2 separate regions of the Mus musculus genome follow, and region 1 is linked to region 2. Evidence: chromatin loops called from intact Hi-C (ENCODE). Cell type or tissue: heart. All regions are shown on one strand. Each heading gives the region's core, and the rest is flanking DNA. Links, peaks and the distances in the headings are about the cores only. Region 1 overlaps Pkp4 (plakophilin 4). Region 2 holds the start of Gm46743 (a long non-coding RNA gene).

The links. Peaks named below come from ENCODE experiments on the same cell type or tissue, not always from the same donor. Only the 100,000 strongest peaks of a DNase experiment are listed, where the experiment ranks them.
Region 1: it touches region 2 in a loop (2.0-fold over the local background); 5 of 42 quality-filtered maps call a loop at or near these places.

Annotation. Positions count from the first base shown.
Region 1 is chr2:59,353,311-59,369,872 of GRCm38, forward strand. It overlaps Pkp4 (plakophilin 4), which reads left to right. Exons shown (of 22, transcript NM_026361.2): 22 at 893-1,895. The coding sequence ends at 1,138. Among named protein-coding and RNA genes, the nearest start is that of 5330411J11Rik, 25 kb to the right of the region's middle. In heart, for the core only: no CTCF peak of the experiment used is centred there; no DNase peak of the experiment used is centred there; H3K4me3 peaks cover 300 bases; H3K27ac peaks cover 1,568 bases.
Region 2 is chr2:59,418,533-59,435,094 of GRCm38, forward strand. It overlaps Gm46743 (a long non-coding RNA gene), which reads right to left and starts at 1,969. Exons shown (of 3, transcript XR_001783312.1): 1 at 1,923-1,969; 2 at 1,506-1,567. In heart, for the core only: a CTCF peak has its summit at 6,416 (motif pointing left); a DNase peak (open chromatin) is centred at 6,399.

The sequences.
Region 1 (16,562 bases), core at 8,170-10,669, 62 kb before region 2:
GTCAAAGCTAAGACAGAACAGAAGGAGCCAGGACCAGGTGCCCTGTGTGGCTACACACGTGTGATGTTTTGCTTCCTTCAGAAGAATTTAGCGGCCCTGGCTCCACTCTAGAATCATTTGCTCCAAGTCTCTGCTGATTTGGGTTGGTTGGTGGTTTTTTTTTTTTTTTTTTTTTTTTTTGGTTTTTTGAGACAGGGTTTCTTTGTATAGCCCTGGCTGTCCTTGAACTCACTCTGTAGACCAGGCTGGCCTCAAACTCAGAAATCCACCTGCCTCTGCCTCCCAAGTGCTGGAATTAAAGGCATGTGCCACCCACCGCCCAGCTTTTTTTTTTTTTTTTTTTTTTTTTTTTTTTTTGGTTTTTTGAGACAGGGTTTCTCTGTATATCCCTGGCTGTCTCTGCTGATTTTTGTCATCTTCCTGCCTTGACGGCTCATCCTGTAGTACCACACTGTATAGCAGAATCCATCAAACCATGTTATCTCTTAAGATTGAGTGGTGGCTTCAAACCCTCATCCAAGAAGTAAATGTTTTAAAATACAATCCTCTAATTACGGTCATCTGAAATATCTAAAACCAGATCCCCTGCCCTCAAATACGTCTAGGATATGCTTAACTTCCCTGAGCAAAAGCTGCCTCTGCCAACTCTGCTGAGGACCTAAACTCTCCTGAGGCCCCGGGACAGACTTGAGCAAACAAAGCCAGCTTGCCTGTAAACATAACTGAAAGTCCACCCCTGCAGTGAGCAAACATTTGTGCACCTGAAACAGCTTCCTCCCCCCTTTAGCCCACAAAGTGCTTTAAATTGTGAGGCAGGAAGCCCACATCAGTGTTGTTGAAATGTGTGTTTTTAAATTGCTCTCACTCATTTGCCTTTCCATCCTGCCAACAGCATCAGCAGCTGTACTATCAAGATGACTCCACCAGGAAGACCTTGGATGCATACAGACTGTACCTGCAGTCTCCTCGAAGCTATGAAGACCCTTATTGTGATGACCGAGTTCACTTCCCAGCTTCTACTGATTACTCAACGCAGTACGGACTGAAATCAACCACGAATTATGTAGACTTTTATTCCACTAAACGACCTTCTTATAGAGCCGAACAGTACCCTGGGTCCCCGGACTCCTGGGTGTAGCATCAAGACGGCTGCCTGCTGAGGGGCGCTTTCCTTCTGACTCTGTTTGGATTGAGGGGAAGTCCGTCTTGCTGATGATGGTGACCGTGAAAGTGAAATGGAAGGGATGAGTGAAGAGGTTTTGGTTTGTTTGTTTGTTTTTTCTTTTTTTGAGGAATTTTCAGGGAAGTGAGGAAACCCTTGGGAGAGGACTTTGTACGCGCTGTGTAGGTGTTAGATCTAATTACTTGTAGAGTCTAGTGGTGAAGGTGTGGGTGACGTGCTGGGAGGCTTGAGACGTGGGTGAGATGAGATGGGTATGTGTAGGTCAAATCAAATGACAGATGATTTTTTTAATGTGAATAAAGTTATGTTCAGATAGTTTGTACAGAAAAAATAATAATAAAATGGATGCCCTTCATGTTTTATTGCTATTACTAAATGTCAAGATTGTATGCTATTATGTCTTGTAAAAATTCCTTCTGTTGGTGTAAATATGGAAATGCCACATTGGTTAAGTGCCATCAATTGTAATGCAGTGTGTCATTTGAAAAGAGATTTGAAGAACTGACAGCTTAAAGCCCAAGCGGGAAACCCGCCCGGGAACTGTTCGCAGTTGACAACAAACTCTGACGCCCTCTGTTTTCAGTGAGTAGTGAACTCCGGAAGCACAAAGGCCAGCGTGACAGCAGCGCCATGCTCATCCCCCTCACAGGACACTTCACTGCCATTTTCTATGCACATGGAAGAATAATAAATGTGGAAATTTCATCCTGGAGAATGTGTTCTTGCAGTTCTTCTGGGTGCGATCATGGAAACAGATTTAGTAAGTCCCTTGTGAGGTGGGCCACACTGGACCAGGAAGCCAGAGTGGCTCTTCTACATACCTTAGCATGTGTAGTTCTTGGTTGCTTTTTTATTATCATCATTTCATTTGGTACATGGGACAATTTTAGCAGGTTTTGCCTTGTCTCAGTCATCTCTTTTCACCTAAGGGAAATCACATCTGGCATGCTGGCCGTATCGTATTGGCAAGGGCCACTTACTTTTAGAACTCGGTAATTACATATGAACAGTTGGGCATTCGCTTGCTTGGCATCAGTGCTATAAAGCAAAACTGATTCTAAATAATTATTGTGCGGAATACATTCTGGATTGCAGGCAGCCTTGGGGGATCCCACAGACATGGTAGGCATGTCCTGGTACTATCCTACAGCATAGTGACTATAGAAAGAGACCCGAGAAACACTGCTTTCCTGAGTGGAAACCGGCCCAAGTGTAGGTGAGCCTTTCTGAGCTTCAGACAGTCCAAAGGACACCCAGGGACCTTGACAGAATCGTGCTCTGGGCTGTGTGCCCTGGCTGAACCTCTGTTCTCTTGTGTTCTCTTGCTTTTACACAGCAGAGGCCACTGGGTGACATTCCTAAGGAACTGACACAGGACTTGTAGACATCATACTTATTTGATCTCAAGTTCCTAAACCTGGTTCCTTGAGATCTGGGTTTATGTGAAAGCTGTTCCCGAAGAGAGTCAGAGAAATGAGCCTCCAGAACCAACCAACTACTTTGGCAGCCCTTATTGCAACTAATGCAGATCAAGAGTTGGGAATAACTCACTTGGGCCTCCAATAAGACCTCCTAATGTTGGCAGAAAAAGGCCAGTAGTGAGAATTGGGCAGAAGATCTGAGGCCCTTTAAACCTCCTAACTTGAGACTGGAGAAAAGAAATGGCAGGCAGAAACCTGCATCCTTGATGATAAGATCAGCTCTCCAGCCATGGCAATATACATGACCTGCTTAAACTGTTGACTCTCCCATTACCAAAAGCATACAGTAATCAGCCCACAGAAGAGGTGTGTAGTTCTGCAGAGCCAGGATCAGCTGAGAATAAGCACTGGACAGACAGGTCAGAAAACTAGCCCAAGGTGTACGCACCCTGGTTCCTCCTTAGAGACACCTGAGCACTTCCAACAGAACACATGGTATGGACTAGGCCTCTGCCCTTCCTGCTGAAGAGCTCCCAGGGTCAGTGTGCAGTGCAGATATGAACAGACCTCTATTTCCTGGATACCATATAGCCCTACAGTCAAAGCATTCAGACTTTGACGTCAGAATACAGAGTTGGCCTAGGAGAGAGGAGAAAAGAGATTAGATCCCTTGGAACTGAAGTTACAGGTAATTGTGAGCCACAATATGTGGATGCTGGGACCAGAACTCAGGTCCTTGATAAAAGCCATGAATACTTTTAACTCTCGCACCATCCCTCCAGCCCCCTAGTGCATATTTTTACTGATGCACATTTGTTTAAGGTTACATCCTTTGAAGGCCCTGAGCTTCTATGTATTGGACCACATAGCACCATAGTGTGATCTGTTATTAATCCCTGGCCAGTGTTTATCTACTTGGTTGCTTATTCTTGCAAAGAAATACCATGTTTTAGGTGCTGATGGTCAGTCTCACATACATGAGCATCTTACCCTCACAGCAAATGTATGATATACCATTTTATAAACTCTGAAACAAGCAGGAGAGTAAATTACTAAAGGTCAGCTTACCAGTAAGTGACCAATCTATGGTTAGGCCTGTGGTCTTAACTAAATGATGGTGGCAAATCCAGGCCTTTGAATACAAACTAACATTGTCTATTAGACATCACTACCCTAAACTTATCAGATGAAACTTATTATCCATACATTAAAAGTAACCATAAATTGAACATTTAAGGCACACAAGATGGTTCAGCACATAAAATATTTGCCACACAAGTTGACAACCTAAGTTCAGTCTCAGGTAGGGGTAGAAGAAAAGGACCGCTGACGGCCACATGAGTGCTGTGGCACAGGTGAGCACACACATGCCTACAGGCCACACATACAATAACAATTGTTTTAAATGAAGAGCCATTAAAAGTAAAAATGTACTCAGATCTATCTTGCCCACCATGATGTCACATGAGCTTCACTGTGAGTGATGGTTCCTGTTAGAGTGGGAACTCAGTCTGATCCATGGCTATCAACAAAGGGCACTGAGACAGTCTGTCACCACTCGATCCTAGCATCCTGAGGCCTCAGTAATACCGTTAACACTCTTGTCAGTGCTTCAGACTGGGGCTTGGTTTCCATGCTCAAACTGGGTAACAGAGAAAAACATTTGAAAACTTGGCCACTAATGTTCATTCATCCCATTTATTTTGAGTAGCACTGTTTATAGTAACATTTTTCCTAATAGCCAAAAGCTGGAGGCAACACAACCCTCCATCAGAAGAATGGATAAACAAAAATGCTGTCCAAGAATAGGAGAAACTGCAATATATATTTGTATCATAAAATATAGTCAACAATAAACCACAAATATGACCTGGACGAACACCAAAAACATGTTGTTCGACAAAAGGAAGAGGTTGGCAGAGCGCGATTGCTGGATGATTCTCATGCAAGAACAGGAAAAACTCCCCTTAAGTGACAGAATTGAGAACCATGTTGCCCACAGAGCTACTTGGGATGGTGGAGATGTTCTCTGTCGTGATTGGGATGGCAGCTGCACAGGTGCATAGATGCAGTGAGACTTCAAAATGTACACGTCAGACCTACATCTCACTGTATCAAATTCTATTAGTAGTCTCCCCCCCAAAAGAACTGAAGAGAAAAAAGGAGAGTAGTTGGGAAAAAGGAGAAGACCAGCAGAACTGCAGGGACAAGAGAGTAATGCAGGGTGAACATGATCAAAAGTGTGTCCGTGTATGAAAAGAGAAAGAGACCTATTATTATGCATAATTAATGTGTGCTAATAAAGCTACCCCAATACATTAACAACAGTGAGTAAAGAAGTAACATAGCCTGAGACATAGTTTAATGACCTAGCATTGAAGTGATAATTATTTGTCTCTTCTGAGTAAAGAAAAATGCAATTTATTTTAAACCTTAACAAAATAGTCACTTAGTTTCTCATGCACACACACACACAAATATATCCCTTTGTAGTTATGTAGTTGTGTACACTAGCCTATTTAAAACACAGCTGCTTTGTAAGGTATGCTCAAAAAGAACTCTGGAAAATGTGTGTGTGTAAAGCGCCATGCGGACAGCCTTCAGACAAGCTACGGTTGTGCAGATTTATATATGTTGACAAGAAAGTAATTTAAGAAGAACGGCTCAGTAGAAAAAGGACCCAAGGAGCTGAAGGGGTTTGCAGCCTCATAGGAGGAACAACAATATGAACTAACCAGTACCCCCAGAGCTCCCTGGGACTAAACCACCCACAAAGAAAACACATGGGGGGACTCATGGCTCTAGCTGCATATGAAGCTGAAGATGGCCTAGTCGGTCATCAATAAGAGGAGAGGCCCTTGGTCCTGTGAAGGTTCTATGCCCCAGTATAGGGGAATGCCTAGGCCAGGAAGCAGGAGTGGGTGGGTTGGGGAGCAGGTGTGGGCAGGGAAGAGATAGGGCATTTTCGGAGGGGAAACTAGGAAAGGGAATAACATTTGAAATGTAAATAAAGAAAATATCTAATTAAAAAAAAGAAAAAGAAAGAAAGGAAGGAAGGAAGGAAGGAAGGAAGGAAGGAAGGAAGGAAGGAAGGAAGAAAGAAAGAAAGAAAGAAAGAAAGAAAGAAAGAAAGAAAGAAAGAAAGAAAGAAAGAAAGAAAGAACCAATTGTTAACCAGATGTTGTGGTGGTACATACCTTCAGTCCCAGAGAAAGAAGGTGCATCTCTGTGAGTTCAAGGCCAGCCAGGGCTACAAAGTAAGACCTCCTTTTAAGGAAATCAAATAGTAAATAAAAACTGAAGGAAAAGAAGAAGGAGGAGGAGGAGGAGGAGGAGGAGGAGGAGGAGGAAGAGGAGGAGGAGGAGGAGGAGGAGGAGGAAGAAGAAGAAGAAGAAGAAGAAGAAGAAGAAGAAGAAGAAGAAGAAGAAGAAGAAGAAGAAGAAGAAGAAGAAGAAGAAGAAGAAGAAGAAGAAGAAGAAGAAGAAGAAGAAGAAGAAGAAGAAGAAGAAGAGGTCAGACTTGCGTTTAAATGCATTGCCAAGAGAAAAGCTTGGAGCCCTCTTACCTGATGATCCAAAGAGATGTGTGACTAAACACCCCATCCACCTCAGGGGTCCCCCCAACTACAGGGAAGGAGTGGGGGGGTGGAGCCCTTTCCCCAAAGTTCCAGAGAGATGTCAGCAGAAAGCAAACGGTCTGTAGGGGTCATGGGCTCACAGGCCAGACTTGGAAATCAAGGGGGAGCTTTGCTTCTTCTGGTCTAGGAAACCCTTGTTGCGGAGGAAACTTAGTTGTCAGTTGGTGTGTAACTGGGGAGGGAATTAAGAGAGTGTGGGAGGTCAAAGAGTATGGGGTTCCAGGGCAGCTTTGACAGACAGAAGCTATCTAGCTGTCGTTGGCTGGTCTATGCCCAGGGCTGAACTGGGTTGAACTGGGTCTCAGAGCCTGGAGAACACAGTTCAGCTGAGTCTGGGCCACTTTATCTCCCTCTAGCTCTCGGTTTTACCTCCATCTTGATTTACCCTGTGACAGCAGCACACTGTTCGTGGTTGGCTGGCACTATGAATGCCCTCATTCAGGACCCTCCTCGAAGACTGCAGACACAAAAAAGGACATTTTTAGCAAGCAGATTATGACTTTGAATTGTGTCTGTTTTAGTGCCTTCCCTTGGTTTTATGTCAGCAGCTTCTCTCGAAGCAGCTGGCATGTCCCCTAAGTGGCTGTTTGGGCCTATTGCCGTTGCCTAATTCTAACTTGAAATCACTGAAAAACATTCTGTACTGTCATCATCGTTTGCATAAGCCATAACTAGCTTTTTCATTATTAAACTCCCATCCAACAGTTAGGGGAATTTTGATAAAGACTTAATGATATGATGCACCATTTTGCTCTCTATTCATGGGTGGAGAACTCATTCCGGAGCCCGTCAATGCATTGGCTCAAAAGATAAAATTAATCACAACGCATGCAGGGTCAAAGGAATAATTCTGAAATCAGAGGGGAAACAGCAAACTCTTCCTTCACAAATCTCTTGTTAACTGTTTACTCCCCAGAAGGCAACTGCCCTGAAATGTGCCTTTGTTTGCTGGCAACGACATATAATGTGCTTGGTTTCCAGAGCCGGACAGGGTGCCATAGACACTCAGTGCTAATCGAAGGCTCTGCTTTTAGTGGCTGGGGCTGTCCCAGCCCAACCCCAGTGAGCTGCCATTCTTTTCCAGGGGTGAAAAAGACCATGATGATCCCTTTTGCCCAGGTTTCTGAGGTAAGGGCTAAAGTATTGAACCCTGGGGGAGCTAAATAATAGGAAGGGATCCAGCCAGTGCAGATCCCAGAAAATTTCACAGGGCTCCACCCCTGGATGAACAGCTACAGGCTCATCATTAAAGGCTGCTGAGAGAGGAGAATGAGTCTGTCTCAGGGAGAAAAAACCTGAGCTTCCCCAATACCAAGTAGTCAGCCCTAAAAACATACACATAAAAAGCACTAAACAGGTTTATCAGGTTATTTATATACTTATTCACTCACATATTTAACAATAATCAATAATGATTAAAGAAAGAAAGACCATGAACTCTTGGGAGGAGTTGAAAGGAGAGAACGGGAAGACAGGATGAGAGAGAGAGAGAGAGAGAGAGAGAGAGAGAGAGAGAGAGAACACTTTGCATTTAGAGAATAGGACTGATGGCCATAGGTATTCCAGGAATTTATTATTATTATTTATTTATTGCTTTGTATATCTAGTGTTTGGCCTACACGTATATATGTGTGAGGGTATTGGATCCACTGGACCCTGAGTTACAGACAGCTGTGAGCTGCCAAGTGGGTGCTGGGAATTGAACCCGGGTCCTTTGGAGGAGCAGCCAATGCCATTAACCACTGAGATGGTTTGTATATGCTTGGCCCAACCACTAAGCCATCCTTCTGGCCCCTCTCAGGAATTACTTTGAAAAGAAAACCCTGCAGCATTCTGCTGCGTGGAGCTCCCTGGATACGGTTTCCTAGGGAGTTATCTTCCCTCTGTGCATTCCTGGTTACTCTGGAGCCATTGCAGCTGGCTCACTGGAGTAGCAGACTCAGGTAGGTGACATGCAAATGATGGTGATCTTACAGCTTGCAGAATACAGGAGCTGTGGGGGAGTAGAGGCTTACCAGACTTCAGAGGAAGGACGGGGAGGCTAAGCAACAGGATCCAAGTTCAGAATTGCTGCACACAGCCCCAGAGAATGGAATGTCTGAACTGAAGTGAAAGGAAAGCTGCCTTGGAGACGCTGGGAGTTAGAGATGTGGGGAATGTGAACAATCTGAGCAGTGAAGCCCCAGCCAGGCAGAGAGGCCCAAGAAACAAGCCATAAAGGGTGCAGCCAGGAGAGAGGGTGGACTTGTGAAAATCATTTGATGCTCACACCATGCCACTGGGTGACCCCAGACGCTAGACACAATGTTACAGGATTTACTGTTTGACCTGCTGGGTTTTCATCTTGCATTGGGCTAATCTATCTTCCTATTCCTTCCACTTGAAAATGACGATCCACCATGTGCCTTTGTATATTTGAGTATGTTACTGGTATTTTTCACTCAGAGCTCATTTGCCTTGAGTTTCAGGAGAGAGTTCCTATGGTCTTCTCAATGATACTGAAACAGTTAAGACTTTGGAGCCTGTCAGAGATGGGATAAATGCATGTCACGTTGTAAGACAGGCATGCCCTTTTGGAGGTCAGAGATAGAGTGCTAGTTTAAGTCTTAAACATTCTCCAAAGGCCCATAAGGGAGGGCCTGGCCACCCTGCTGTCCTGAGAGTGGTAGAACCTTTACAGAGAGCCTGATAAGAAGTTAGGTCATTGGGGGAATACCCTTGAAGGACATATTGGGAGCCCAGTCTCCCTCTCTATTTCTTGTTCACTGTGAGGTAAACATACTTACATTACCACAAACTCCCCCATGGGCTCTGAAACTATAAACCAAAATAAAATTTTCCTTTTCAAGAAAAAAATATTATTTCCTTTTGTGTACATCTGTCTGCCTGCCTGTCTGTCTGTCTATCTATCTCTGTGTGTGTCTATGTATGTGTGGTGTGTGTCTGGCTATGTGAACCTGTCTTTCTGTATGTGTCTGTTGGTGTATGTGTCTCTGTGTCTCTGTATGTGTATCTGTCTATCTGTCTTTCTGTGTTTGTCTATCTGTCTGTGTGTGTGTATCTGTGTCTGTGTGTGTGGTGTGTGACTGTGTGTGTCTGTCTGTCTGGTGTATCTGTGTCTGTGTGGTGTGTGTCTGTGTGTATATCTATCTGTCTGTGTGTGTCTATATATCTGTGTGTGTATCTGTGTCTGTGTCTTGGGGGGGGGGGTGTCTGTCTGTGTGTATCTGTGTCTGTGTGGTGTGTGCCTGTGTGTATATCTATCTGACTGTGTGTGTCTATATATCTGTGTGTGTATTTGTGTCTGTGTCTGTGTGGTGTGTATGTGTGTCTGTGTGAGTATATGCCACATGTTTGTCAGTACCATCAGAAGCCAGAAGTGGGCATCAGATCCACTGAAGCTAAAGTTACAGGCAGTTTCCAGCTGTCAGACGTGGGTGCTGAGATCCAAATTTGGGTCCTCTGGAGCCATCCCTCCAGACCCTCTTTCTTCCATTCAACTTGATTTTCCACAGGTGTGTCATGGTGGTGGCAAGCTAGCACAACTGAGGAACTGTTTGGCTGGTAAGAACAAGGTCCCAGCCAAAGACTTTCAACAGGACAAGTTGTAAAGTGTTTTATTTGTATCTCTTCTCCACCACTACATTCATTCACAGGTGACCAAAGCAAGGCATTCTAAAGTTAATATGATAGTCCACCAGTGTCTGTAGAGAACAACGTCCTGTCCTGCTATCAGGGTGTTTCCTCGCCCTCATGACTTTCCTGGTAGCTTCTGGAACCCCAACTAACACAGACTCATTCTGCATCAAGAAAACATATTAAGAAAGGAAAGCTTGCCAGGTGAGTCAACCTCTTCAAATTAACTTCCCTGGAATCCCCACTCATGTGTCTCACTGGATACCCCACCTATAAGGGAATCAGGAGAGCTTTTTACCTGGGGCCCCTGCCAGTTCTACTCATGTAGTAGTTCTGTTAGTGAAATAAAAAGATAGATGGGAAGACATATTCTTGGTCTCTTCCCAAGATGACCAATGGTGCTAATGAGGTGGTTTCTTAACCACCATTACTCTATTCCTATGAATGGAAGGTCCAGCCTGTGTTGTGTTAATTCCATGGTTGACCAGAAGGCGTGATACTCTTCTCTCCTAAACATAAAAGACAACCAACCTGGACTTTAAAAAATACTAACTTTAGACAAGAATCCCCAGGCAATTTATACCTTAAAAGTTAACTGAAGATAACAAGCAACCATTCAAGATCCATCTTTGGAACCTACCCTCATGGTGGCGTATGGTCTTTGACCATGGGGAATCTCACAAGTGTTACCGTCCTAGCCCTCACTCATTGCACCTACATCTACATTTTGGGCCCACAAAAGATCATCTTAGCAAAGGTTCTACAGCTAAAAACAAACAAAATCAATGGTGGAGCTGGGGGTGGTGGCACATTTCTTTAATCCCAGCACTTGGGAGGCAGAGACAGGTGGATTTCTGTGAGTTTGAGGCCATCCTGATCTACATATGGAATTTGAGGATAGCCAGGGATACATAGATCTTATCTCAATTAAAAAAAATTTTTTATAATGGTGGCTAATGTGTAGCCAGTGTGTGATGTCATAAGTAGCTCTCTAAAGCCTACGACTGTGCTGCTGTGACCTCAGCCACCCAGTTGAAGAGTCATGTCACTCCCACTTCTAGCACATCCTCCTGTCAATATTCTAGAATCTAGACATTGTGGGGAGCTGAGGGAAGCTGATGAGTTTACCTTTGCCCCGAGACTGTGCAAACCCTGACCAATTGCCAAGTCTGGAGTGAGCTGTCAAAGAGAGCCTCAGAGAAGACAGGGGAACTTGAACTAAGCATTGGTTTTATTTTAAACAAAGGGACTAGGGAAACTGTGAGATTGTCAAGGGCTGCATTAAGGAGAAGCCCATGGAACTGAGTTTAAGAAGAGGGTAAAGAGAGGCAGGGAGGGCCAGGCTCCTGCTGCTTGAGTGTTGGGTGAGAGAAATGGCAGATGTCTGTTCTCTCCTAATACTAAAAATAGTAACACCCACTTGCTGAACATTTTTAGTCTATCAGTCCTTGACTGTGTCATAGGCTCTAACCACATCATTCCACTCACAAAAACCGCAGCATATTTACATGAGAAGAGAAAGTTGTATTCAGAGATGTAACCTAAGTGGCTCAAAGTTTCACCAATCAAGGACTGAAGCCTGGATTTCTGCCTTGTTAGCCTTTCCCTGGGAAAGCCTTTTGGCCCTGTGTTTTCTAAAGGCCAACACAAACCCTTGGCCACTCCTCTCTCAGATGGAAATCAGTCTAGCTTCCCAATCTAATGAGCCTTCAAGAATGGAAACGAGTTTGAGCATTACCTTAGCAAAGATAACTAGGAAAAGGCCATCTTGACTCAAAAGTTAAGGTTTCTAAGAAAATCATCAAATGACTTACTCCCAAACCAGGCTCTGAGTGAGACAGATCTGTAGCATGAGACTTCTAAAAGAAGTCTTCTCCACCCTGTGCAGCCTCCAGAAACAGCTCACCTGGGGACAGTTGACCCAGGCAGGAGGGTAGGCAGGTCATCTTGGGAATGGGGTTATGTTGGGTCAACTCTGCACTGGAAGGACTGGTGCAGAGGTACCAACCTCAACTGCTGTTGTAGACAAAGACCATCCCTGGCAACAGATCATTCATCAAAGATAGAGACATTACAGACATTCTAGAAGACGTAGAGACATGTTATTTTCTTCATAGACTCGTATACTCTTCACTGCTTTTCAAAAGCACTGGGGATGTACTAGTCTGACATTTGCTGAACAAATGTCTTCAACAACATTAGGCTGGAGGGTTTCTCTTATCTCAGGTTTCCCATGATCCAGTCCACGGCCCTCAGCCTGGTGTGTAGGAATGAAACACATGCGGCAGAAGCCTCTCACCTCATGGTGACCAAGAAGCAGAGGGTGAGAGTGGGACTAGGAACCAAAGATCAAGTGTAACAGGAAGCAGAGGGTGAGGGTGGGACTAGGAACCAAGGATCAAGTGTAACAGTCAAAGCCACACTCTCAGGGAACAACTTGCCCCGACTTTGCCAAACCTCCTAAAATTGAATCAGCAGCCAGAGACCAATAACTCCATAGAAAACTATAGAGACGAAGCATATTCCAGTAACAGAAGACGACGTCTGACAAGGTGAGAAAAGTTCAGGGGCTTAGCTGGCCAGGTAAAGTCCAGAGCCCTCAAGGTGGGATCGTCAAGCTGTTCTGCGCTTTGGGAAGTCTGGCCTCTTGGTTACATGACTTTAGCTCACTCTGGCAGCTTTATAGGCCTTCTTTTTGCTCTGATTTAAGCTATATTTCCAATCTATTTCACAACAGAGAAAGCCAACACATGTTGCAGCATATGACCCCTCTGCATTCTCCCCTATCTTGAAGAGAATAGGGCTATACCTGAGTCTTCAGAAACCCGGAATGCTCAAACCTGTGGCCTACTTCTTTAGTGGATACAGACCAAACTGAATCTCAAAAGGGAAAGCAGGGGGAGGGGGAAAGAAGGGAGGAGGTTCCTTGGGAGTGGGAAAGAAGGGGGAGGTTTGTCTCCAGTGCCTCGGGGCTAGCACATAGGAAGGATTGGAGGATTAAAGCCTGTGTCGTGTACATCCTGGCTGATAAAAGAGTCACAGTCCTAAGAAACCCAAATGAGAGTCATTTCAAATCCATTTCAAGTCTTACAATGTTCTAGACACGAGGGTCAAAGCTTCCAGAGAACAATTTCTAGAGAGAACAACTGAGCCTGAGATTGAAAGCAGATTTCACACTCTCTTCCCAACCCCAGATGTCCATCCACAGTGTGGATCTAAGCTAACCTCCCCGTCCTTGGTAGGGTTACTAGTGCTGTGATGAAACACCATAACCAAAGGCAACTTAGAGAGGAAAATATTTGACTCATATGTCCTGAATCACAGGAAAAGCTAAGACAGGAACTCAAACAGGACAGGAACCTGAAGGCAGGAGCTAATGCAGATGCCGTGAAGGAGTACTGTTTAGTGCTTGCTTAGGCCAGCTCTACTCCATCCCTGTGTCCTTGGTGTCAGTCATCCCTTGGTACTGGCATCTCCAAATTGCTGGGGTCTTCTGTTGCAACTGGGCTGCACTTCACATGGCTAACTCAGGCTCCTTTGTAAAGAACCCCGGTCCACCAGCCCAAGGGTGTCCCCACCCACAATGAGCTGGGCCCTTCCACATCAATCACTAATTAAGAAAATGTTCTACCGGTTGGCTGATCTTATGGTGGTGACTTCTTAATTGAGATTCCCTCCTTTCAGATGATAATAGCTTGTGTCAAGTTGATAAGAAACTTGCCAGCACAGTTGACCCCTTGTCAACTAGACACACAAACACATCGCTGTTAAGCTATAAACTCTCCTTTCTTGTTCATTCCCAAAGATCACACCTTAATATCAACATCGCAGCATAAAACATTCCAACTTTTAAAAGTCCCATGCGCTTTAAAAATTCAAACTCTTATTAAAAGTTCAAAATCTTTTAAAAATATTCAGTATCTCTCCAAAACCAAAAATCTCTTTAAAAGCTCAAAATCTCTAAACTGTGGGCTGGTGTAAAATCAAAATAAGTTAAACAGTTTTCCAAGAGGGAAGAACCAGGGGACATCATGGTCACAATCAGATCAAAGTAAACAAAATGGCAACAGTGTTTGACTCATATCTATGGTTCCCTCCGAAGGCCCTAGGTCAACACTTCAGCCCACACAGACTGGCTCTTACACTTAGGCCAGCTCTACTCCATCTCTGTGTCCTTGGAGTCGGTCAGCCCTTTGTACTGGCATCTCCATAATGCTGGGATCTTCTGTTGCAACTGGGCTGCACTTCACCAATGGCTCTCCTGGACCCTCCTCAGGGACTTCAGCCCTGCCACACAGCGCCAAACCCCAGTTGTTCTCCATGGCCTTCATGCCTTTAAAACCAGTACCACCAGGGTGACTCTTACAATACTAAGTTCAGCTTCCAACACAATGTACGACCTTGGCCTCTGGCATACAGCTTCAGTAAAACGCTTTCCAAACTTCACCTCAACCATGAGAGTCTTTTATTTATTCATTCATTTTTACTTTGTATGCATTGGTGTTTTGCCTGCATGAACATCTGTGTGAGGATTACAGATCTTGGAATTACAGACAGTTGTGAACTGCTATGTGGGTGCTGAGAATTGAACCCAGGTCCTCTAGGAACAAGAGTCAGTGCCCTTAATCACTCAGCCATCTCTCCAGCCTGATGCTGGTCTCTTAAATGCTGATAATTTTGCAGGCCCAGCTAAGCAGCATCCACTGTCCCAGAAAAGCACCACTTCTGTTTCAGTGGTTCTGATCTCTTGTTCATTGCAGGCAATTCTTCAGCCCCAGCTGACCAGAACTACAGATTCTTGTTTGGTTGGTTGGTTGGTTTGTTTTTTCGAGACAGGGTTTCTCTGTATAGTCCTGGCTGTCCTGGAACTCACTCTGTAGACCAGGCTGGCCTCGAACTCAGAAATCTGCCCACCTCTGCCTCCCGAGTGCTGGAATTAAAGGCGTGGTAGCGATACCACACCCGGCAGAACTACAGATTCTTTTTTTTTTTTTTTTTTTTTTTTTTTTGGTTTTTCGAGACAGGGTTTCTCTGTATAGCCCTGGCTGTCGTGGAACTCACTCTGTAGACCAGGCTGGCCTCGAACTCAGAAATCCGCCTGCCTCTGCCTCCCAAGTGCTGGGATTAAAGGCGTGCGCCACCACGCCCAGCTCTACAGATTCTTAATTCAAAAATCAAATGGCCCCAATAGAGCCTTTGCTTCCTTCTGAATCTTCACAAACCAGGCCTCTAGACTCTAGACTGCTCTTAACATTATCCTATAGGACCTATCCGTTAGAACCTGGAGAGATGGCTCAGTGGTTAAGAGCACTGACTGCTTTTCTGGAGGTCCTGATTTCAAATCCCAGCAACCACATGGTGGCTCACAACCATCTGTAATGAGATCAGATGCCCTCTTCTGGTGTGTCTGAAGACAGCTACAGTGTACTTATATATAATAAACAAATAAATAAATCTTTTCAAAACAAACTGTAATCTTAAAAAAAATTTAAAAAACATTATCCTTTAATCTCCCAAGTTCTCATAACAGTTCACCAAGTTTTGAACACTCAGTAGCTTTTCCAGCCCAAAGTTCCAAAGCTCTTTCACAGTCCTCCCCAAAATACATGGTCAGGTCTCCCCATGATCCTGGTACCAACTCCAGTCTTTGGGTTTTTATTGCTATGATGACACACGTGACCAAGAGCAACTTGGGGAGAAAAGGGTTTATTTGGTTTACATGTCCTGAATCACAGTCCACTGAAGAAAGCCAAGGCAGAAACTCAAACTGGGCAGGAACCTGAGGTAGGAGCCGACTCAGAGATCACGGAGGATACTGCTTACTGATCTGTTCAGCCTACTTTTTTATAGACCCCACCAGCCCAAGGTGACCCCACCCACATTGGCATGGGCCTTCACCCATCAATCAATAATTAAGAAAATGCTCTACAGGCTTGCCCAGGGCCTAATCTTACAAAGGCATTTTCTCAGTTGAGGCTCTCTTCTCTCTGATAACTATAGCTTGCATGAAATTGACATCAAATTAGCCAGCGCACTTCCCAAACAAGCAGAGAGTCCACAAGAGGGACCAGAGAAATCAAAGAGGATGGCCTCCCAGAGTCGCCTTCCAGTGTTCTTATACATGGGAATAAAACACAAAAGAGTGGGTGCCCTCTAGCCAGGTGACTAACAAAAAACAATAAGCAAAGTCTTCGCATAGATCTCAGCAGGCTGTTGAGAAGAAAATTCCATTGTCTTGACTTCATCCAGAGATGAGAAAGATCAGCAAAGCTATTTAAGAAACCTACCTGAGTGGCAGAGTGTCAGGCTCTCCGGTTAGCAACTGTCAGCCTGCTGGGGAACACCAGAAAGGAGGACCAGGAATCCAGCCAGCAGCTTTGTGGTGTTCCATCCTCTCCTGACCTAGGTGGGATTGCCACTGATGCTCCCTCCAATGTGATAGGTCAAACAGAGCTTCTCAACTTTTATAGCATGATGTCCCATGAAGAGCTCTACCTTACCATCTCCAGGATCCTGTGTTTCTGATTAAATCTAGAAAGCCTCTAGGTCTGCTTCAGGTCAGGGAGGGGGTCCCCGACCTCCACCTTACTCACCATCAGGTTGGGGATTCTTCCCAATCTACATCACTCCCCACTGCACTCATACCTGCACATCCCCAAGTACAAAGTGCAACCAGTGGGCCCC
Region 2 (16,562 bases), core at 5,039-7,538:
CTTTGTCAGGCTGTGTGTGCCCTCCTCAACCTGGACACATGATGACCCTTAGATGGCTCTGAAGAAGGGAGCCATGGTAGCTACCACATGGGGTGTTTGAATTCAGTTAGGAAAAAAACGAGACAGGCATTTTCATCTGATCTAATCACTGACTTCTTCAGGCAGTTCTCAGACAATACTTTGGGCAGCACATGTCAGAAACAAGCTTTGGATGTCCCTACTAGACTTATACTTATACTCTGACTCCCGGCCTGGAAGATCATGCCTGTAAGTACTGATCTTTGAGCAGAGGGGTGCATCAGATTCAAAGGAAGAAACTGGGCTTCCTCACACAACAGGTCCACTCTACCCAGGCTCTGAAGCCTTTAAACAAAGGAGAGGTCTACATATATAAGGAAGCAGGAGATGGTTTGGGTAGGAAGACATCTCCCTACCTGGTGTCGACTGAAGGTCAGTAGATGTTATGTGCTATAGACCCTACTAGAGCACTCCTTCCCATATGTGTTCTCTTCACCACTGAAACCAAGGAATCAATTAGCATTCATTTCTAGGACAGCCAAGTTCTTACTAGTAGGGAAGAAACAGGACAACTCAGGGCCCAAGAAGCACAACATCTGGCCAGCTGTGTTCAACACATATCCACTTTTCTATGTCTGACTCCTTCCCACCCAGTCCTCCATGATAATGAATAATCAGCAGCTACCTTAAGACTGAGGAACATTCCACCCAACTCTAATGATGCCTCAGTCTGTGCTGGAAATGCAGGAGCAAGGTAGATATTCTCGGAATCAGCATTGCCGTCCTAGGATACAAGCTACGCAATCACCCATGAGTAGCTAGCAAGGAAAGCAGGGACAGTCACTCTGGGAAATTGCTTGTGATACAGGACATGTATAGCCACAATGCTGCCTACTGTCCACAGCTGATGCTTTCCCCAGAATATAGCAGGCTATTAATGTACTTATGATTATTGGGTAGTTACTAAAATAATATCCAATTTATATATAAATGCAGTACAAAGAGTTTAAAAAAAAAACTTGTCTAAGGTCAGTTGGTGAGTAGAAATCTGAGACATGAGTTCTGTGGTTTTCTTCCAGAATTTTCCATAGCTTGCCCATGAGGACAGGGTACCAAGGGAGCCTGTAACTCTGAAAGGGCAATGCCCAGAGCCACCACAACTTTCAGCTAGAGGAAAGAGTTGGTGAGGGCCCCCCTGCCTACCAGGATGGTTAGGGTAGGAATGGTCTGGATATCAGGGATCAAGTGGGCTTTGTGACTAACACCATGATGTGTGACTGAGTGACCTACAGGAACCACTGGAATTTTCCAGGCAATCATATAGCTGATAAAACAAAGAAGGAAAGCAATATCCGCCTTCCATCCCTGAAAGCCTCTGCTTGATGAGAGGCAGTCTGAGGTCCAAGGAGCATACAGGTCGGACAGCTTCTGCTCTTGCCCACACCCACTGTATTGCCCTTAGGGATAAGTTGCTTGGCTTTCCTTACCTCTGGGTAGCTGGGTAGCAGTTCACCTCCAGGGTTCCCCCTCTCTGTGCCTGCTGTTGGGGCTACAGAAGAGAAGCAGTGTCACCTGATATGACCATTGTTGGCATCATCTGTGTGTAAGCACACTCTCACTGTAAGGGAAAAGCCATTACGCCCAACCCCTGTGTGTGTGTGTGTGTGTGTGTGTGTGTGTGTGTGTGTGTGTGAGAGAGAGAGAGAGAGAGAGAGAGAGAGAGAGAGAGAGAGAGAGAAAGGGAGAGAGAGAGAGGGAGAGGGAGAGAGAGGGAGAGAGAGGGAGAAGGAGAGGGGGAGAGGGAAAGAGAGAGAGAGAGAGAGAGAGAGAGAGAGAGAGAGAGAGAGCTCATAACAGCCTCTCCTGTGGAGCCCTTTGGAAGATTTAAGAGTCACTTCTCTTACCTTAGCAAGAAGGATCATTTGAAAGAGTTAAACAGCTTTGTTCAAACAGAAAAGCAAAGGCTTATGGGTAGAGTCCAGCCCCCCCCCGGGGGGGGTTGGCGGGGGGGGGAAGCTCACAGAGGAGAGAGGGAGGCAGGGTTGAAAGAATGTTCAGAGAGTGGGGGTGGCAAACCCTTAGAGGATGGGGATGCTGATATTCCTCCGAGTGCCTAAGGAGTAGCTGGTGAAGGGCAGCCTGACCCATGGGACGCTGCCAAGCAGGGAATAGCTTCTCTGGGAAGCAGTGCACAAAGAGCCAGAGATGGAATCAAGTGGATGCAGTTTCCTGCATCAGTTATCCCAAACTGAGGTGCACAGCTCACAGGAAGAGCTGTGTTCCAAACCGCACAGGCACCTGTGGCAGCACTCACTAGAATCCTGGACTTTAGAGGGAGAGTGGAAGGCATTTCTGAGTGCTTGCTTGGATGTATCTGCACGTGACCACCAGAGAACCTCTTCATACACACTAGAAAGAGTACAAATGCCCTTGCACACGTTCATCCCCTCCCATGAACACACCCAAACACATGCAAACACACGCTGTATCTGGCTGTGATTCCAGCCGTACCTGTCTGGTTAGAAATATCACTTTGTTTGCAGCGCTGACCACTGAACCTAGAGCCCCTCACATGCTAGGCTGAGCTGGGCCACTCGGCTATCTCTGTAGGCCTTTTAAAAAAAATGTTTACACAGTCTTGGTAAGTTGCCCAAGATACCCTTGAACTCACCCCATAAGCCAAGCAAGCCTTGAACTTGCAATCCTCCTGCCTCAGTCTCCTAGCCTGTGCCACCCGGCTCCACTCCTCACAAGCAGAGTTGCTGTGGCTCAGGTCACTTGGATAAAGCCCACAGAGGATTTCCTGGTGCAGATATCTTTCTCGGGTAAGCAACGGTGCAGTGAGCTTCCAGCTGATGGACAGAGCCACCAAGCCAGCCGACCTGGGCAACAAGCAAGCCTTGCAAATGTTGGCTCTCCTTGGGAGCTCTCCATCCCACAGGGGCCTTGTTTGAGGTAAAGGTTGGTCTTGTTTAGTTCCGCAGCAGCAGGTAGGCCATGAGGATCCCATGTGCTCCATACGGCTTACCTTGTAACTTCCCCTCCACCTCCATGCCCCAGGCTTCTCCTCTGCTACATCCCAGGATACAGACATGAGGCTGTTTCTCTGCTGTGACCTTTCTGCTAGGAAAGCTCTCAGTTGATCAGAGCGTGGAATATATACCGTGATATTTGCTGGAAAGGTGACCTTCATTAACTGGTAAGGTCAGGTGCACTGTTGGGCGATGGAGTCACAAAACCAAGAGACCGGGATTATAGTTACCCCCCACCCCGAGGAGTGGGACCTGAATCTAGAAAGGCTGAGAGCTTTCTCTTGGGTGGGCAAAGTCCACAGCTTCTTGACATCAAAGCGTGGTGGGTGCCCTCACGTGCAAGTTCCCAGGAAGAAGTCAACAAAGGTAAAGTCTGGCTGAAAAGATCAGTTTGCTGAGTTCTTGGGAGGAGACAAAATAGTTAATTTAACCCTCCTGGGGATTCATCAGTTCTTTCTGGAATTTTCATATGCAGTCTTTAAAACAACAAAGTAAAGACAACAAATACCCCAGAAGATTTTTCCCAATCGCCCTGAGAAAAAGCAAGAAATAGAAAGGCCCTTGAAGGTAGCTGCCCACGATGTGTTAAAGACTGCCCGTGGTTTGCAAGTTGCCAAGCATTCTCAAGCAATATTCAAGGTAAAATACTGTGTTCTCTGCGGGTAGCATTCTTGGGTTTTATTCACATGGTCTCTCCCCCCAGATCCTTTGAAACGCAGATGGCACACGTGTGCCTGGTAGAGAGCAAAGAGCTTGTGTTTGGGATGGAAACACCTATGTTTATGTTCTGCTTCTGCCTTGTACTGGTTTGGTGACTGCCTGTGGCAAGTTCCCAATGTGCTCTCGGCCCGAGTTTAATATCCGCGGGAGATAATTATGTGAGGTTCACAGAAGCCTAGCTGGCTCAAGGCTGAAGCAATCAGGGGCTAAGCAGCCCTGGGCCACTTGGCCCAGAACCCAGCCTGGTTCTCCTGCTCCTTCCTCTGTGAGAATCTTAGCTCCCTGCCTCATGGTGTGTTAGGTGGCTACACACTTCCAAGACTTGTACCCACACCTACCCCTGCAGTCCCTCTCTTAAGTGAAGGCAAATTTTTTACCAAGGCCCCTGGTGACAGAGTGCCTCTCTAGTAAAACAGGGTTCTGATCAATGACAGATGACCTTGCTCAACTGTTTTAGCCATCCTAGAAAAGGTAGTCTGTCCTGCCTAAGGCAAACAATTTCAGAAAGGAGAGATTGCAGGAGAGGCAGTTAGTACACTCTTATGGCTGCAACCATTTCCTCATTCCTTAGGCTCCCACCCTTCTGCTATAAAGGGCCACAGCCAGCTTTTTTCCCTGGCAGACCATACCTTAATTTCTCTCTGAGAGAGGCTGTCCCTCACTGTGTGAGCTAATAAACTCAGTCCCATCTGCTAAAGGCCAGACTCCTGTCCCTTTCTGCCTTCTGTCTCTACAATGCCGCCGAAGCATAATGCTTGCCACCTGCCTTTCTTTTCCTGTTGGCCCAAAGGAGTCATAAATGTTTCTCTGTATTGGTTATTAACCCAGGGCCTCACACATGCTAGATAAACATCTACCACTGCAGCCTCAGGCGGGCCTCGAACTCACAATACTCCTGCCTCAGCCTCTTTTAGTTAGAATTTCAGGCCTGTGGCACAGGCCTGGCTCATGTGCCCTTCTATGACTTGCTGTGGCATGAAGATATCAGAACAAAGATTAGCCCTGAGCTGGATTCCTCAGCCTACCTATAGCAAAGGACTCCTCTTGGACCAGTTAGGCCCACCCAGAAGGTCGGAGTGGAATCCTGTCCTGGAATGACCATGGCTGGGAAGCAGCAGGGTGTGTGGAGAAAGAAATGAACCTGCTGTGGAGGTAGGCAGCAAGTCCCAAGTCCTCACCTCTCAGAAGGGAGAGAAATAATAGGGTCTGGGAAAATCCTTAGCCTTGCCTTGGCCACACCCTTGGAGGAACTCTCAGTGACAGAGAGGTCCCCAAAGGCAGAAGATAGGAGAGAATACCATATATCCCATGAATCAGAAAGGAGGCCCCATACATTTGAAGGCTACAGTTAAGAGAGTGCACTTCTATATTACTGTAAATTCTATCCCCATACTTGCCAGCACTCCCAGAGAACCATTCAGTTATGAACATCCTCACAATGCTTTTGTACTCTAGGGCCATCAACAACTCTCTGAGGAGCACAGCTCTTCTGAGTCTCGTCTCTTATTAATTTGCTATGAATCGACAGCTGCATAAGTGGACTCATGGCATGGTCCATGAGTACCCACAATGCCACAGCGCTGTCCAGTAGAGTGTTCTGCAATGATAGCAACCATTGTGCCGCCCACGTGGTAGCCACTGCACGCTGGGGCTATTACGTCCTCCATATGTGACAAATAAGACTTAGAAGTTAACTTGTTGATCTTAATTATCTTTCATTGTAATTCGAATAGCCTCGAAAAGTCAGGCAGGCATGACTGCTGAACCGTCTTCCTGTAAACTTCATCTTCTTGAGGCCTGAGGCACAAGTTTCTACAACCTTTACCTCACCACATGCTACGTCAAGCATGAGTCCTTGGAGGGCCTCTGTAAATGTGTCTGACCAACCCAACCCGCTGGCTCTGTTTGCCCAGCTTCCTGAACAGTGGAAGAGAGTTGAGAGCTCAGGCAGTGGTATGGTATCGTGGAAAACCATGGGGTTGACCTGGGTACAGACTGAGAGTGAGCCCCACTTTCTCTCTTCTCATAGCAGTGGCTTGCTGCACCGTTGTCTAGACCACAGTGGAGGCTGTCCCTGCTTGGGTCTGCAGCCATGTGTCAGCTGTTTGCATAAGTAAACATGGCCCTGGCAGGCAGAGAAGTTATCCAGCCTTGCTGTCCTGGATTGCAGGTCTGAGCCACAGCTCCATCCTGCCCCTGGCTTTCTTGTGGCTCTTACTGAGGCTAAACACCCCAGTAAGAAAAGCCCACTGTTTCCAGGCCTCAAGACTTGAAATCAGTCTTTCCTCCCAGCTAACAGAGTTGTCCCTTCTCTCATGATGCTTAGCTAGTGCTCAATGGCCTTCACCTTTGACTTATAGCAACCTATAGCCTGGGTGGATGACACCCTTTCTGAGAGATTTTCTGTATCCTTGGCCTCTTTGCTGGTAGAGGGCTACAGGACTTCCTTCCTCTACCACTGCCCTCAAGATGATCAAAGCTGCCATCTTTGAAACTATCCAGAAGGGTACATGGGTGGGGGTATCGCTTGGCTGGAGTAGGGAGAGCATGTTATAAAACCCCTGCATCTGGAGTGAGCCTTGAGGCTCCAATTACAGACGAAGCCCTGCCTCCTCGGGTATTTATCACGGTCTGTGCACCATCTAGAGGCCTCTGTCTGAAACTTGCTCCATGGTCAACTCATCTATCCTAGGGGAAGACTGAACTCAGACAACTGGTGTTTTCAGAGTATGCTTGGTTTTGTCCCTGTTTCTAGAATTGTGGCGCTGTGATCCCACACACCCCTCTAAGCACTCCTGTATGTGTGTGTGTGTGTGTGTATGTGGGGGGGGGGTTACATCCACACCTGGCTTTTCCAGTCTGTTCCAGCCCTGCTAAAGCAAAAGACCTCTTCTAATGTCTTCTCAGCAAGGGAGCTACTTAAGGTGATAAAGTAGGACATCCTAGTGCCCGTGCCACCTCCCCCAACCCCCATACACACACACACACACACACACACACACACACACACACACACACACACACCCCAAGATGGGCCAGAGCAGGAGCTGTTCACCCCACGGCTGAGCAGCACTTCCACCTAGCCCATTAGCTGCTCCCCCAGGACCATGGCTCTGCTACACAACTCACATTAGGAGCTGCCCACAGTGGGTGATGCTGTCTCAGGATAGCCAACACTAAACCCTCTAACATGCCTACATGTCCCTTGGTCTGCTTTCTGGGGGGGGGGGGTAAAGAAAATGCAATGCAAATTTTCCGATTTGACCATCTCTTGATGCACAGTTTAAAGGAATTCAGTATATTCTCAATGCTGTGCAGCATCATGGATCATTCATCATTCATAGGCTTTTCACTTAACTTCAAACAAAAGTTCTACCCCATGAACACCAATTCCCTGTGTCACCCTCCCGGGTCCCTGGGTACCTCTGCTCTACTTCCTGTCTCTATGAACTTGCCTATTCCAGTTATCGCACACAAGCAAAATCATGTTTGCTAGCCTTCTATGTCCGATTTAGCCAAATAATTTTAGTTGTGGCCAACTGACTTCCACATTATAGGCCTGACTTCCTTCTTCACATTCTCTGTAAACAAAATGGGAGAGAGGAGAACACTTGAGTTTAACCTTGACTGTACCCTTCATTGACTATCCTCTCTGACTGGGTGTGACTCTAGAAACAGATTCATCATGCCAAGAAATCTCCGGGCTCAAGTGTCTCAAAATATCGAAGAGTCCATTGTTTGGAGTTTAGAAAAATCAGGTCACAACCAGTACTTCCTGGCCAGGCTTGTCAGAGAAGGCCATCAGTGTGTGTCATAGACTAAATATAAAACACCCCCAAAGGCTCATGTTTTGAATGTTTGGTTTCCATCTGGTCGCGGTATTTTGGGAGATTGTGGAGGGGACAGGTACCTTAGTGGGTACATACCACTAGAAACTTCTGGTCTCACTCTCTGCTCCTGTCCTGCCTAGATATAACTGAGTTTCTCCACCCCACTCCACCCTATCCAAACCACAACGGACTGAACCATCTGAAATCATAAGCCCCAATAAAGCTCCTACCCTTCAAGACGCTATTCTTAGTTATTGGTCACAGCAGTGAAAAGGTACCTAACACGCTGTGAAAGATGACAGAGGGTTACTGCTGCACAAGTGTCGGTGAGGAGAGGCTCTGGCTGTGGAGGTTTGAGCCTGGACAGGCCACGGGAGGCTCAGAGGGTCAGATCACATTGTGGTGTGGTTGCAGCCATGCACTGGTAGGAGGTTGCTCCAGTGGGTTGTTGGCTGCTGAGAGACTGGGAGAGTCTTTGCCTGCTGGTGCCTGGTCAAATTACGCATCCAGGGCTGGAGAGATGGCTCAGTAGTTAAGGGCGCTGACCCCTCTTCCAGAGGTCCTGAGTTCAATTCTCAGCAACCACATGAGGATTCACAGCCATTTATAATGGGACTGATGCCCTCTTCTGGTGTGTATGAAGACAGTGACAGTGTTCTCATATACATACATACATACATACACACACACACACACACACACACACACACACACACACACATACATACATATCCATCCAATGACACACTTGCAGCATTAGCAAAATAAGGAATTTCACCTTGTCCTTTACATCAAAAGTGTACATTTCCTCATTTCCAGACAATGACAGTCCAGTCCATGGATTTCTTTGAATTTATGATTACTAAAACTTCAGGTTTTTTTAATTCACATTTTTATACAACATAACAAAAAAGTTCAAAATAACAGTGTGAACAGGGCTTGGGAGAGACTTCTGAGGGAAAACAGGGGTAAATTGATACCACAAAGGTGTTTTTAGATTATTCTGGATAATTCTGGCCAAAGAATGCAAACATAGTTGCATGTTTCTCAGATTCCCTTGGAGGCTGAAGGACCTAAACTGGAAATGCAATTGGTAGGCGTCAGACTATTTTGAAGTTTTCACCTAAAATTATTTTGATCCAGCCTGAGACTCTGTTACATGTGATTGCCTGCAATATGTCGTAAGACCCGCACAGGGCGGGAAGCCCTGGGAAAGCGAGTTAGTTCTTCCTCCGTGGAACCTCTCTGCTTCCTCAGTGGTCACGGTTTTGTTTCCTGTACAGCATCAGCGATACTGTGTACTTTCTTGCTTGCATGGGGAACCCCATCTGTTTTCTCCCTCGGGGATTTCTGTGATGGTTTCTCAGGTACTTTGGAGTATCTGGACATCTAGTAGGAGAGTCTTCTTGAGCTCAGAATTTAAATTACCCTGAATCTTGAAGACCCCAAATCTTATGTAAATAGCCTTAGGTTGAAGTCTTTAGAAATTAGTGAGCGCTGTTAGTTAAGTAGGTGCATTTGTTTTTTGTAGTCGTCATTTTTTTTGCTTTGTTTTGGACTTATCCTTGGTCTGACATAAATGATCAAATTCTGGCAAGGGTGGAAGGTACAGGAGGCAGGGAAGAGCCTATCCTCTATTGAGGGCATAGTTTACACAGTCTTCCAGGCTTTTAGTACATCATCATTAGTGAATGGTTCACACAACAGCTTGACATCTGGAGCTGGTAAGGCTGTCTGTGTCCAGGGCTTTCTCTGCTGTCAGGTGTAAAGAGACCAGTACTCAGTCAGAGTGCACTGCAGGTGTGCACAGGGCCTCTCCCTAGCTAGTCAGCTACTGAGCATGGCCCAGACATAGCATGGGGCCTCAGGGATGGCGGGTCCAGGAAAATAACATCATATCATATCTTGAACTTGACTTTGTACGTGTGCTTGCTTTCTAGGACTCACATTAAAACTAGAAACTGAAAATGATCCTGCATCTACTAGCAACAATTTATGGAAGATTAACGATATTACTAGAATCCCTTACAATCCACAGGGTCAAGCTATTGTGGAATGACACCACAGAATACCTAAATGGCGAACTTAAAAATATATAAAAATTCACACGCCCACCTAAGCCCCCACATTCTGTGCTACGTTTAGCCATGCAAATTAGTGTTTGTCACTTTAAAGGATAATGCTTCCGCTGCTGACCTAAAGTGTTTGCCCTAAAGGAGACATAGCCTAAAGTGTATGTTAAATGGAAAGATCTAGAAACTGGAGAATGGGAAGTCCTGATGGTCTCCTAGTATCAGGGTGAGTTTGTGCTTTACCCTGCCAGAAAATGAATGAAGCCACAGATGACCCCTGCTTCAAAGTCTCTGACCAGAGTAGCATTCCAGAGACAAATAAATTGTCTGAAGACAGAGGACATCAACAGGAGATGTCCCCAGAGGAAGAATAAGCCAATGACTTAGGAAAACAACAAGGGCACCGTACTACAGACCCCAGGAAAAACTACTTGCGGACTATATTACATGCTAACTCTCAGCTTGTCAATGCAGAGTCCAAATGCCCTTTGCCACGGGAGATAACAGGCACTTCTGTAATAGGAGGCAGTATGACATTGTTGTGCCATGCTAAGTACTTTTCAGGCTTTTTACTACCAGTCCCAGGGACAACTACTGAGTATCTTAGTTAGGGGTTTTACTGCTGTGAACAGACACCATGACCAAGGCAACTCTTGTAAGGACAACATTTAATTGGGGCTGGCTTACAGGTTCAGAGGTTCAGTCCATTATCATCAAAGTGGGAGCTGAGCAGCATTTAGGTAGGCATGGTGCAGGAGGAGCTGAGAGTTCTACATCTTCATCTGAAGACTGTTAGTGGAAGACTTGCTTTCAGGCTGCTAGGATGAGGGAGGGTATTAAAGCTCACACCCACTCCAACAAGGCAACACCTACTCCAACAGGGCTACACCTTCTAATAGTGCCACCCCCTGGGTAAGCATATATAAACTGTCACACTGGGATAGAAAGAGAGGTTACAAAAAAGGCCTATACGATTAGTAAAACTCTTGTGATTGTTTAAATAGGAATGGCCCCATGGATTGATGTTTAAATGCTTGGCCCATAGGAGGGGCACTATTAGGAGGTGTGGCCCTGTTGGAGTAGGTGTGGCCTTGCTGGAAGAAGTGTGTCACTCTAGAGGTCTGCTTTTTTTTTTTAAAGAATTATGTATTTATTTTATGTATATGAGTACACTGTAGCTGTCTTCAGGCACACCAGAAGAGGGTATTAGATCCCGTTACAGATGGTTGTGAGCCACCATGTGGTTGCTGGAATTTGAACTCAGGACCTCCGGAAGAGCAGTCAGTGCTCTTAACCACTGAGCCATCTCTCCAGCCCCTAGAGGGGCTTTGAGATTTCATACCCTTAAGCTAGGCCTAGTGTGGCAGTCTCCTTCTGCTGCCTGTGGATCAAGACAGAGAACTCTCAGTGCTTTCTCCAGTACCATGTCTACCTGCTTCTCACCATGACAATAATGAGCTAAATCTCTAAAACTGTAAACCAGTCCCAGTGAAATGTTTTTCTTTATAAGAGTTGCCTGGTCATGGTGTCTCTTCACAGCAGTAAAACACTAAGGCAACTACTAATATTACAGGAAAAATATTAGCAGAATTTATTCAAAAGATGGGTGAATTGAGAACCAGTTTGGTTTTTTTGTTTTTTGGTTTTTGGTTTTTTTTTTTTTTGTTGTTTTTAAAGCTACCATAGATTATTTGTTACTCAAGACTAATCTTGTTTGTCAACAATTTCCTGGCATGTGTTACCTTAGTGCATCAGATTTCTCTCATACCATCGATGATCAAATTAATAATCTGCAGGGCCAGAATGATGGCTCAGTGGTTGAAAGCACTGGATTCTAGAGGACCCAGGTTCAACTCCCAGTACCCACATGTAGGCTCACAACCATCTGTAACTCCTGTTCCAGGGGATCTGACTCCATATATGAAGGCAAAACACACCCAAAATATAAATCCTTCTAAAAAAATTAATGATCTGTGTAAAGAGATAAAATCTCTCAAGCGACCTTTGAATGGCCTTCATGGTTACAGCAGCTTTCCTCTGTCCTTGGTTAGTTATTCTTATATGCTTGTCTATACTGTTTAGTCTAGCCATGCAAACAATATATTCAACCCTGGCTTCTACTACAGCCACAGATTTCTCTTTGAGAAATAAAGATGGGGCAAGACATAGGAGGCACAGAGGTCCTGGTGCTCGTGGATTAGCACTAGAGGAACCAGACGTATTCAACACACAGGGTTGTCTCTGCAAGAGGAGAGATGTATATTCTGTGTTTGACCCAGAAAACTAGGAGCAGACATGGTTAATATCCAGGTGACGCGTGTGCTATGTGTGTGGCTGAGACCACACCAGACCCTCCTCCTCCAAGCACTTATCATGAGCTTGTTCTATAGAAACTATCTTTATGGAAAGTATCAGAAGTGCTTTATAAACAGCTTCAATGTGGCCATGTCTTAAGCTTTACTGTGCACATAGGATTAAATTAATTATCACCAGAAAAAAAAATGCTTAAATATCACCCCACCCAAATTACACAGGGTTTGAACCAACACCGATGACTTGGTCTTATTGAACCAAACTGCCGTCTTGCCTCTCCCAGATCATTATTCTCCTGTCTGTGGCAGATGCAGAGACACACCCAGAGCAGTGAAGGGTGTGTGCCTGGGTGGTGTATTCTAATGGCATGTGCAACCTCTGTTCTTCTACCCTCACCCGGGTGTCAGTAAGGAGTCTGGGGAGAGCGCACCTCCCACCCTGCCCCCAGTTCATTGGATCTCCCAAACCAGTCAGAACGTTCACTTAATGCAGGGGCCCTTCAAGCCATCTTCTTGGAGACCTCACACATATAAGCAGCCATCAGTATGGATTTGGAAACCCCTCCATCACACTCTACGTGTGGCAGATTTATTTAATGGGCCTTAATTTTTATTATATGTCAAAAATTTGCTTTCCAGGGCCCTTGGGTAGAGTCATAGCAGTAGCTGCTGCTTTGGTCTGTTTTTCTTGTGCCTGATACTGCCTGGATCTGACTCTCAGGAGACTCTGGAAGTTTCTAGCACTTCCCTCATTTTTCAGACGAAGGAGCAGCCACTCAGAAAGGCTTAATGCTCTATCACCGAGATTATTGCTAGCAGATGGTAGATTCTAAACGTTAACTCCAGTATTCTGCTGTTGTGGATTCTCCTTAACCATGAGGCCTCAACTCAAATGGAAAGGATTGCCAGTTGCCTGACCCCACTCCCCCATTCATGTTCTCTGAATACTCTCCCGGAGGAACCAATTTCACTCCAGCAAGCAAAGACGGTCTTTCTCAGGCTTGCTTTCGTCTAAGCTCACTCTGCAAAGCAGAAGCTGTAGACAGTGTCTTCTGGGAAGGCTGACTAAAAGAATACTTGCAAGCCCCTGTTGGTCTTTTTCTCTTGCCTCCTGCCTAAAGCTTGGAGGTTTAGGTACCATCTTGGACCACAAGGTGTCCTCAGAAATGCTACTTCATGGATAAGAATCAACAAAGCTGAAAGGTAGACACCTAGGCTCCTCGGGTTCGTAAACAGCATGCCAACCCTTGGACTGTTATTCCAGATGTAACTTTAGCCTTTCATAGCATCTAAGCCACTTGTGGCCTCCTGGTCTCTGCAGATGGTGCCAGTGCTAACATGCACCATGCTTATTTTGAGTTGTGTTTCTTGGATTTGACTCTTACGTGCTTGTCTTATCCATGTTTAATTTCCTCCTTTCAGCCCCATTTCCCTTCCACACCCCATTCCCGAGGGATGAATGTTCTCTGCCACAGTGACCTTTTCCACACTCCCCTGGCCTCTCCCTTTCTGGATCAGACACGACCAGGAGCACAGACCTGAACTCTGTGTTCCTTATGGCAACGTTCCAAACAGCGTTAGGAATGTCTCAAACAACAGTTGTTCAGACAGAGCCATGGCTTGGTGTAAAAGGCACCAATCTACCAGAAGAGTAAGGAAGTGGACCTGAGTCTCCATCCTCAGGCTACAAGGTGGGGAGCTGGAGAGCCGCAGGTGATATAAGATCCCTGCCTTAGCCGTCATGGCTTTCCTGCTTCAGGAGGAGCAGATGGCATCGTAATGGCCTGTGACTATTGTCTATTTCTTTAAGCACCATGCAAGAAGAGCTCAGCTCCCCCTTTGAGGCTACAGTGTGCACTGAGTTGGAGAATGGCTCTGCTGATACATTCCTACATATATCCTCTCCTTTAGAAATTTTGCTTCTTTGTTTCCTCCTTCCTGTGCAGAAGGACATGAAGGGGGATGCACAACCCTCTGTTTTTGAGGTGAGGTGAAGAGTGTGGTGACTGGCTAGTGCCACACTGCCGCTCACTCTATGAAGAAAGCAGTAAGGCAAATTGTATCTTGGATATTCTAAGTTTCTGGGCTAATATCCGCTTATCAGTGAGTGTTTATCATGTGTGTTCTTTTGTGATTGGGTTACCTCTCTCAAGATGGTGGCCCAGAAGCTCAGAATACCCAAGATACAATTTGCAAAACACATGAAGCTCAAGAAGAAGGAAGACCAAAGTGTGGATACTTCGCTCCTTCTTAGAATGGGGAACAAAGTACCCATGGAAGGAGTTACAGAGACAAAGTTTGGAGCTAAGACAGAAGGAAAGACCATCCAGAGATTGCCCCACCTGAGGATCCATCCCATATACAACCACCAAACATAGACACTATTGCATATGCCAGAAAGATTTTACTGACAGGACCCTGATATAGCTCTCTCTTGTGAGGCTAGTCCAATGCCTGGCAAATACAGAAGTGGATGCTCACAATCATCTATTGGTTGGAACACAGGGCCCCTAATGAAGGAGCTAGAGAAAGTACCCAAGGAGCTAAAGGGGTCTGCAACCCTATAGGAGGAACAACGATACGAACTAACCAGTACCCCCCAGAGCTGTGTCTCTAGTTGCATATGTAGCAGAGGATGGCCTAGTCAGCCATCAATGGGAGGAGAGGCCCTTGGTCTTGGGAAGATCATAAGCCCCAGTACAGGGGAATGCCAGGGCCAGGAAGCAGGAGTGGGTGGTTTGGGGAGCAGGGCGGGGGGAGGAAGAGACTATAGGGGGCATTGGGGATAGCATTTGAAATGTAAATGAAGAAAATATCTAATAAAAAATCATGAAGATGAAAAAAAAAAAGAAAGAAAGCAGTAAGGCAGATCGTTTCTGGACTCAAATACCAGAAGGTGTGGGGAAGTAGGGTGGACTTGCGTGCTGTAGGAGTCCTCAGGTGACATTTAGAGTTCTGTCTGCCACCACAGATATTTATCTGCTATGACTTGTTCCCCTAATTAGTAGTTCTCATAACATTTTTATTTATTTTTATGTGCATGTGAATCATATGTGTGCAGTGTTCAAGGAGGCCAGAAGAGGGCATTAGAGCCTCTGGGACTGGCATTACAGATGGTTGTGAGCCGCCATGTGAGCGCTTGGAACTGACTCTTGGTCTTGTGGAAGAACAGCAAGTGCTCTTAATCACTGACTCATTTCTCCAGCCCTCTTTAACTAGTAATTCTTGAGACTTTACATTTGCTTAATGCAAATGTCTGTATTGGTGTTGTATTTAACATAAACAGTTATAGGTTCCACATTATGTCTGCTAGTCATGTGCTTTTGTGTAGCAGCGGCATCCTATCCTGCCAGTCACCTAGGAAGCAATGCTGGCTCCAAAAAGTAGAATATTGCAGCTAGTTAGATTTAAAAGTGTGTGTGTGTGTGTGTGTGTGTGTGTGTGTGTGTGTGTGTGTGTGTGTGCATGTGTGTGTTGTATATATGTGAGTTGCATATATGTAGTATAACTTGCCATTAGTACTTGCCCAGGTCACAAGGCAGTCTAAATGTTGCTTATAGTCCATTTGTCCTCAGGTGGAGGGGACAAGTGACTTTGCTAAAAGACATTGGGACAGTTGATCATCCTAATTGTGCTCTTCTTGCCTCTCCCAGATAAAGGGACGATGTCACCAAGAACAAAATGTGGATGACAGTTAAATCACTATGACGAATCTGCTGGAGGAGAGTTAGAGACATGGGTGGGCCATGAAGTAGGAAAGGACTCCCTGAGATGTCAGCTTCTTGTCCCCAGAAGACATTACAAGGAGAAACAGCAGGAAGGTATATGAAAGCAGGGTATCTGCCCATTGCTAAGAGGGGAAGTGTGGGATCCAGGGACCTATCAGATGTTACGTAAGCCCGCATCCACTGAATGGGCTTCCTGCCTTAGGCCTCTCCATCCTTAGGGATGAAACAGGTACTTTTCCTTTCTGTTTGTTGGTCTTCCATCTTTCCTGGTCTATTTTTCGTCCATTCCAGGAAGTGAGCTTAGCATTCCCCTAGATGACCACCAGCACCTGCGACATTGTGAATGAACAACATCCCTTGGAATGGAAACAGAGAAAAGCAGGGCCTGCTTATAGATTCTAACTATAGCTGAAGATTGAATCAAGTTCCTAATTTTAAAAAGCCTAAATTAATCCTGACACCTACGGAGGAAAATTGATGCTAACCTGAGAATGGTCTGAGTGAGACAGAAATTTACATTTCCTTAGTTTGGGTGATCAATCCCCTAGAGACTTCCTATTAGCTAGACCGTGCTGAATTCTGTCAGTCGCCATGAGACAGAACCGTGCTCTTAGCAGATGAGGCTCTGTGCATTCTGCCATCATCCATTCAGCAGAATAGAACTCAAGACATCCACAAATGTCACACGCGCCCCTGCAGCTGGATCAGGGCTGTTCGGCTCATTGTTGGAGGCCTGTGGTTCAGCAGGGGCAGCTTGCCACCCGTGTCCTTTCCCTCTGGTTGATCATGAGTAAGAGAGGCGGATGTGAAACTGCAGACATAAGTAGAAGGAGGGAGAAGGGCCGTGAAG